Linked DNA regions of Homo sapiens: region 1 is linked to region 2. A link is a contact called in ENCODE Hi-C data. All regions are on one chromosome and are shown on one strand. Each heading gives the region's core, a stretch centred on a gene start or an enhancer-like site at or near the end of the contact. The rest is flanking DNA. Distances are from core to core; before and after follow the strand shown. Region 1 holds the start of AQP4 (aquaporin 4). Region 2 holds the start of SS18 (SS18 subunit of BAF chromatin remodeling complex).

Evidence for each region. Hi-C counts contacts between places; a loop is a spot of excess contacts on that map. Pooled maps may share reads with other maps.
Region 1: a loop to region 2 is called in a pooled map of gastrocnemius medialis, with 4 times the contacts of the local background. The contact joins the promoter of AQP4 here to the promoter of SS18 in region 2. A Hi-C loop is called at or near these places in 1 of 50 pooled maps.

What each region holds. Positions count from the first base shown.
Region 1 is chr18:26,863,618-26,867,907 of GRCh38, reverse strand. AQP4 (aquaporin 4) reads left to right here and starts at 2,201. Exons shown (of 5, transcript NM_001650.7): 1 at 2,201-2,250. The coding sequence starts at 2,219. AQP4-AS1 (AQP4 antisense RNA 1) reads right to left here and starts at 2,600. Exons shown (of 8, transcript NR_026908.1): 1 at 2,548-2,600.
Region 2 is chr18:26,088,815-26,092,986 of GRCh38, reverse strand. SS18 (SS18 subunit of BAF chromatin remodeling complex) reads left to right here and starts at 2,374. Exons shown (of 11, transcript NM_001007559.3): 1 at 2,374-2,486. The coding sequence starts at 2,418. RefSeq lists an enhancer at 1,920-2,039.

The DNA.
Region 1 (4,290 bases), core at 952-3,451, 780 kb before region 2:
TGACAGTATCACAGGAAGATCAGTAGTAGCAGCTCAAGTACAAAAAGGTTAATTAGCAATACTTAATAAGAAAAACTACCTCTGGCAGGTGAAGAGTTAATCCCTGGTCAATTTTAAGCTACTCTGCTGAGAGTACTAATAAGTGTAGGGGTTGGAGCCAATGAGGGTGACCCCTTCCTTGATGGGAACAGTCATCCCTTAGGAACTGCCCTGGAAAGCATCAGCCAGCCAGAAAACAGGGAAAGAGGCTGAGAAACCGTGGTAACCAAGTTTTGCTGGCACTTTGTAAAATGGTAACTGCAACTGCCGAGGCTGTGCAGAGAATGCTAATAAGCCTAGGACAACCTGTAAAGAGTGGACCTAGAAAATGTCCACCCACCGACCAGACCGGTAGCCCTAAAGAGCCCCACTCTGTAGATTCCTGAGGATCTGCCCACCGTACTCATTCACAAGGAAGCCCCTAAACATGGCTACATTGTGCCTTAGCTTCACAGCCCTCAAAATACTTCTGACTCAAATGTCTTAGGGTCAGAGTAATGACATTTAGCACATCTGCCTAGAAACTCACAGTTTTCCAATTTGTAACAAACATTTTGCACCTTTTAAAAATCTCATTCTAAAATCCAAATGGTAAACAGCTTTAAGAATCAATATGAAATGTTTTAAGTGTTCTCTGTGGCTTCATATAAATTCTCCCTGCCCCTCTCATCAGAATTTATTCTGACTTTCAGGGAGCATATTAAAGGTAGAAACCACTGATGTACAATAATAAGTGTGCAACCATATTCTTAAGAATCTAAATTCAATCTTGGTTAGCTGAGAATGCTTGAAACAGTAATAAAGTGCTCCTCTGAAAGTCACACTCAAATTTTGAATTCCTCTTTCTAATGAGAGCTCTTCACCCATTCCCATGTCTCAAGTACGCAAATGAAAACAAAACAAAAAAACTGTAACTGGGATTTAAAAGTATAACAGTCTTTCTTCTCTCATGTATTTCTTTCTTGTCATACTTCATTCTGGAAAAAAATAATCCAATCTGAAATATAAAGTGGGAAAAGGGAGGCATCCGTAGGTAATGTGAGTTATTATCATTGTTCTAGATGTTGGGTTGAGTGGTGGGTTCATAGATGTTCATTACATTATTTAAAAGCCATTATAATTAACTATTAGAAAATAAGAGGGCCATACATGCACGAGTGATGACAGAGTGTCATAAATCAGGAATTCTGATTATTCCAATCCCATGCACCTAAGATCTGTTTAAAGAAAAAATAATAATGAGATGGTGATGCAGGTAGCTAATGGTTAGACCCTTCTAGAGTTCACCAAACTCCTTCGGCAGGGACGTCTTCATAAGCATGCAGCCTGCGCAGCTGCACAAGGTCCTGCCTTTAGGAGCACCCAGCCTTTATTTATGCTCTGCTGTCGCAATCTTGAAATTTAAATAGTGTTTTACCAAGGTGTCCTGCATTCATTTTGCACTGGGACCAGTAAATTATAAAATCAGTCCTGTCCCTAAGTTTCCAGAGGTTAAATTTACCTACAGTTCCCCATAATTTCGTCCCCATCCAACTTTGATATTTTTTAAGTTTGCTACTTCTTATCCCCAGATTATTAATGTAACAGTCAGGTGAGCACCCTAGAGCAGTCTTTTTTCCTGTATTTCCTATGTTTCCTTATTTTTATTGTCCAAATCAGTGCTGCCTGTGCTATAAATGGAGCTGCAGTTATATATTGTTCTTATAATGCTTCTTCTCAGATCAAAAACTTCAAACAGAATTCATTGGCTAAAAACTAAATGCACTGAAGTCTCTATCTAAATTCATGTTAACTGCTGGATTATACAAATTCATTTTCTAATAATTGCCCAATTTCAACTACAACATATAACCAAACAAGACAAATTCTGAACAATTCTTCATGGTAGAAAGAATTCAAATAAAGATTTAAGGAAATCCTCATTTTCAAAAATTACTGTCTCAAAAAAAAAAAAATTAAGTAAATGTTTTTGCATTCCTGAAATGCCCTGTGTCTACAGTGATCAGGTACAGAAAAGCTACTTCAAGTTCAAATATAACTTAGCGATTGCCACATGGTGCAGAATCTTTCCACCCCTAACACTCCAAAAACCCAATCAGACAAGTGGCCGTAATCTGACTCCCAGCACACAGGGAGCTGCGGGGCAGGCAATGAGAGCTGCACTCTGGCTGGGGAAGGCATGAGTGACAGACCCACAGCAAGGCGGTGGGGGTAAGTCCTTCTTTGCCTTAAGGGAACAACGCTTAGGGCCAAAAGATGAAACTGTCTCTTTTATTATAGATGTTTGTGCCTTCTTAGGCAGAATCTGGAAGGCAGCTATAGGGCAGGTGGGTGGTTCTTTTAGATCTGAGTACTGGGCATTTTCAGAAGAGAGGCATAGAGAAGGTAGAAGAAAAGGGATGCTTTTTAGCCAAATCCTCCATATGTTTCAGATCTGCAAAAGCCCAGGAAAATTACCCTATGGAGGTGAATCTAGCTATAGTACATTTCTTCGGAAAAATTACTCACCCAGACGCTCAGCTGTCCTGGAGTGGATGAAGCTGAGTGTTCAGCTAGAAAGTAATGTGTCCGATTCAGTACATCAACAAACCCGCTTTGTTCTGGGGCAAAAGAAGCAAATCTAATTGTGTTGATCATTTCCAGTGACTGTGAACATATAAGGGAACACTGACAATAAAAGCAGGGTGCTATGGGTGACGCTAGGGTGAGCCCTCATAAGGCCAGAGATATGTATATGCTGCCAGCAAACTTCACGGTTCACAGCCAAGTGAGGCTGGTCCATCTGCCTTGGAAGAAGATCAGATTTTTGTGGATTTAAAAAAAAAAAAAAGCTAAAAACATTCTTAAAGAGCATGTTTATGTTTTGTGTTGGTGTTTTGCACTGTTTTAAATTTCTCTGGTTGATGAATATTTGAAGCTGAAAGAGCAACTACCTCTGGAGAGGTAAACAGGTGCATGACAGGCCAAGCAGGGAGAGAACTCCGGAAATGGCAGAAGTGAGAGGTGAAGGGGGTGAGCAGCGGGGCTGGCCTTTTCTGGGTCCCACCTCTTCTGGTGTCTCCTGCGGGGCTGAAAAGGACGTTTCCTGCCCACCTAGCTTCCTTAGCCTACTGTTTTGTCCTCCTCCTTCTCCCCTAACCCTGACCACAAACGACAGCACCTATGATCGCATTTTGCCCCCTTTGCCATCCCGGCTACAGCCCTGGGCTGCCGGTGAGTTCAGAAGTGACTCTCCTAACTTCTTCAATATGTGACTTTTCTGAGTTTACCGTCTTTGGGAATATTTTTAGTGTCTCCTCCAGGGTGCCCTCCCTGCCCCATTGCAACCATCGTTTTTGTCTCTTTACATTCTTTTCCTCTAGAGAGTATGATGTCGTTGTCATCCCACCTGGGGTTTTTCATACTTCTGAGATTCGCTTCACTGGGGCAGGGGATGCGTGGGATGTGGCTGGCCACCCCCCTGTGGAGCCAGCTCTTCCTTTATCCTGCCACCCGGGCCTGGGCAAGAAAGGGTTTTTCTCTCTCCACCTCTAAAGCAAAGCCCCATAGCAAACTAAGGGCTAGGCTGAGCTGGAAATTCCCCTCACCCTTTTTGGCACTGCATTTCCTCACTACCCACGCAGAAAGCAGGTTCCCGGGAACATTCAGTGACATGGGGAAATGAGGGCCCCGCAATTTGTCAAAGGGAAAGCCACAATAATACTAATCTCTTAAAGTACTTGGCTTTCTTGCCTAACCCCTTACGTGGTCCTCTGCAATTAGATTCTCTGGTAAATACTCTCCATACTTCTTGGCTCTCATGACTATCACAGGCAAAGGACAAGGGCAAAAGTCTTAGATGATAGGGTAACTGGGGTAATTGCCCCCCCCCCCCAAAAGGGGAATCCTAGCCATTTCCTGCCAGAATGAGCAGTTGGCATCAATATCGTCAAACCACCCCTTCTCTGCTCCAAAGATCTAATGACAGCAAGAGGGATATAGACGGGAGGAGAAGGCGTCCTCCCTCTCCCAGACTCCCTGCCCACCACCCTCCCCAGAGAAGCTCCACAAGGTGAGACACACTGTCCTATAGGCCCATGTAACAGAAAGCCATCAAAAAGACCGTAGAGAAAAGCCGTTTTCCATAGAGCCTTCTGCTCAGGGGCCCACAGTTTCCCTAACCACACCCGCTTTTCCTGACTTCCCGAGCTCTGCACCATGAAGGCAGGAAAGGTACCGGGGCATTGCTGGCACACCCCAGCCTCCAGGCTC
Region 2 (4,172 bases), core at 1,125-3,624:
CATACATGGTGTCACAGAAAAGACTGTGGCTATCCATGCCTGCAGGCTATGGGTTCTCTGGGCCCTACCCTGCTACTCTGAAGAAATAAACATCTCAGGCCAACTGTAACCTGTTTTCAGTGGATTTCCCTTTCTCACCTTTGGGGAGCTGTAATTTAAATAAAGAAGGTAACTAGCTCCAGGTGCCTCCCTGGAATAGAAGCCCCCTTGGACTACTTATTTTTTTGCTGGGATATGGAAATTAGACAAGTGTTCCTACTGGTTCATGTTGCCCTTTGAAGTTTCAGTGCTATCTGCCAAATGCACAGAACTGGAGCAGTAGGACTATTTACGATTCATGTTTCCTATTGAAATACTGTTCTTAGCTACTAAGTACTAAGGTACTTTTGTGTAAAGCATTGAGACATGACTCTGCATGCTAGGTGTTGAGTGCACAGTGATAGTGGTAGACAAGTATTGGTTTCCAAATTTGACAGTTTTCCAATTTGGTGTGATTACCTTAAGTCCAGCTATACCAGAGTGTTTTCTTCAAGGCTTACAATAGTGAAAGATAACAATTAAATTTTTAAGAGTAATTACTGTCAGTAGCAGCATAAACTTTCTTCCCTTTATTCTTATGACAGCTTGAGTCTTCATCCTTTAGGTCCCAGTTTAAATATAATCGGGAAGACTTTTCACACTAACTCATGTAAGTGTTCCTGTCATTCTGTTAGTTCCTCCCCCTTTTTTTTGGCTAGTTTTTCTTGGGACTTTGCATATATACATATTTGTTTGTTTCTGGTCTGTTAGTCCCATTAGTGTATAAGCTCCTTGAGAGGAGGTTCCATGTCCAGCTTATTCACAATCGTACCCTAGGTTTCCAGTATAAAGCCTAACAAACAATGCATTTAATCAATGACATTCTTGACATTTTTGTGAAGAGCATTTATTTGATACTTAATTTTTCTTTTTTTTTTTTTGAGACAGGGTCTTGCTGTGTCACCCAGGGTGGAGTGTGGTGGGGCAGTCATGGCTTACTGCAGTCTCCACCCCCTTGGCTCAAGTGATTCTTCCACCTCAGCCTCCTTAGTAGCTGGAACTACAGGTGCACACCACCATACCCAGCCAATTTTTAAAATTCTTGTAGAGACAGAGGTCTCACTTTGTTGCCCAGGCTGGTCTCAAACTCCTGGCCTCAAGTGATTAAATTTTTAAAATAATGTATTTTTTCTTTATTTTTCCAATTTATATAAAAATGGAAATATTTTTTATTATTCATTAACGTTGGGTAACACTTTATATAAACTTTCCCTTTGTGTTATATGGAAGTCTAAATTTACAGAATACTTTAAAACCCCACGGCAACACAAAACCCACATTTGTCCGTGTTCCTTCCATAATTTGAAAACTTTGCCTTTTTCCCTTACACTGACTTGAAGCCTGGCAGCTTGGGCCTAATTTACAAGGCACTAAGTAAGTACTCTCTTAAAAAACAGAGAGTGAGGATGCCCTGTTTCACAACTTAATTCCAAAAAGCCAAGTCAGACGAAATCGACCCACTTTCCTGCTAAGGGTTTGTCCCAAGAGGCGAGCTCTTCTCTGTCCGCTCCAGCCAAGCTGGCCGATTGCCCCTGAGCACTGGACACAACCTTGGTGTCCCGGTTTCGGGTCAGGGTTACTTTCCAATTGTTAGGCACGACTTTGTGCGTGCGTGCGAGACTGTGGACTCGGAGGTGCGCATTTGGGGCGTAGCCGAGCCATTTAAACCAGCGAATCCGCGTTCACCTTGTCCTTCCACCTCTGCCCTATCTCGGCAGATGCTCCACGGATTTGCACGAACTCCCGAGTCTTGACCTCCCTCCCCTCTCCGGGCTGCCGGGACAACTCGGGGCGGCCACTCTTGCCAGGAGGCGTAAGTAAGGATGAAGTTGGAAAAACTGAACTAGGTCTAGGGCACGCTCTGCAACACAGTCGGGGAGACGCTTCAGAGGGCCGGAGAGGGAGGCAAGTTGCCACGGCGCGAAGGGGGCGGGCCGGCTTGGGCCGCTCGCATTTCCTGTGACAGGGGCTGCCCCAGCCTCTCCTTCTCCCGCGGCGGCGGGACCATTTCCTGAATCGCTGAAGCGGAGGGAGGACTAGGGCGCGACTCTACCATTAGCGCAAAGGGCCAGGGGGTGCCCATAAGGAGAGCTCGGGGGATGCAGGGACGGTCAAGAAAGTTCGGCCAGGGCTAGGGGTCCCCCAGAGTGCGCAGAAGCGAGACATCCCTGGCCAGAGTGCCTCCTTCAGGCCTGCCCCGCCGCCCGTCCGCTTGGCCCCGGAGCATCCCCCCTCCCCGCATTCCCGAGGTGGTTCAGCCCGAGAGGCCGGCGTCTCTCCCCCAGTTTGCCGTTCACCCGGAGCGCTCGGGACTTGCCGATAGTGGTGACGGCGGCAACATGTCTGTGGCTTTCGCGGCCCCGAGGCAGCGAGGCAAGGGGGAGATCACTCCCGCTGCGATTCAGAAGGTGAAACCGCGCGGGGTTGCGGATGCCAGGCCCTTACCGCCTCTGGGAGAGACAGACGCGGGGGGAAGGGCCGGGCCCGGAGTCGACCGGGCCGAGGCGGAGGCGGGCCTGCTGGGAATCAGCAGTGTTTGGGAACACGGACTGCTGGCTGTGCCTGAGTGGGTGGCGGAAGAGGGTGAACCGGTTTTTCTCGGAGTCTTTCACGCATTTACGCGTTTTTCTACAGACACAAAAGCCCAAACAGCCGCCGCCTGATTTCTCTAGGGATGGGGCGGCGTTCGGGCTGCGGGGCGCGTGCGCCCGGCGGCGGCCGCTCAGGGAAGGGCGTGTGTCGGACCGGCGGCCCCGCGCGTTGCTCCGGAGTTACTTTGGCGTCGCCCCGCCCCGCGTGCCGCGGCTGCTTCGTGCGGACCCCACCGCGGGTCGCGGCAGGCAGAGGGGAAGTCGGTGCGCTGGTCGCCGCCCTGCAAACTCAGCCGAGTTTGGGAGCTCGCAGGAGGACTTGGGGAACGCTGGAGGGAACCTTAGTATAGAGTTTGAGGAGCGGGCAAGGAAGGTCCCCATGGACTCTGGGGTTGTCCCCAGAGCCTCTTCTTCCCTTCTGCATCGCCGCCTATTCATTTATTCTGCAGCAAATATTTATTGAGCGCCTATTTTAGGCGCTGAGGCTACTGTGGTGAGTCATGGTCCTTGCCTTCCTGGAGCTTACAGTCTAATGGTGGAGACTGTCGTGACCAGTTAATGTAAGTCGTGATAAATACACAGGGAGCTGCCTCCTTTTTAAAGGATAGAGCTGCTGCAGTCGCTGCTGTGTTACTGCCAGTCGGAACACAAAGGTTCTTTATTGTCCTCTACCCCTTGTTGCCTGCAAGCAAGGCAGCATTCTAAATTTTACTGACCTAGACTTTCAGAAGTTGCTGCTGTATTTAGCAGTTTACTTTAAATATTTTTGTTTTGTTTTATGCTGTGTAGCAAAGATCAAAATAGAAAAAAAGGTCAAGTTTTAGTACCACTCAGACCACGTAGATTATGCTAATCGGTTTCTGTTTACTGTCAGGTTCTTCGTAGTGTGGCTTTTGACATTTGCCCAACTGTTGCTTTATTTTATGAACAAACGGGCTTGGCAGTGCCTGGAAATGCAGTGCTTTCATATAGTGCTCTGAGTTAAGTCTGCAGCCTGGCAAACAGCTCCAAGTACGCACTCACGCAAAACTGCGTTTCTGGAGGGCTCACCTTTTTTATTTTTGTACACAGGAAAAGTCCAGAGTTTTTCTTTTTTTTTTATAGTTTCTGTTACATAAGTCTGAAGATATTTATCATGGATAATGATTAATTCGGAGGATGCTGATCAATTATTTTCCATTCTCAGCTGAACAGAAAAATGGGCTCTAAATTAATTGCCTTATTCTACAATGGGAGAGATTGATATTAGATGTGAGACAGATATTTTAATGGTGAAGTTCAATAGTTTGAGGAATATACTGGAGATAATAAGTTGTGAAATCATTAGGTTGAGGACTGGATTCGTGCTTTTTAAGGACTTTTTTTGGTCATCCAATGGTTCTATTTAAGAAATAACTGCATTTATTAGCAGATCATGTTAGTGGTTTTTTTTTTCCCCCAGTAAGTGAAGATTATGATTCACGTGCATAAAAAAGTGACAGTTAATGTTAAATGGATGTTCCT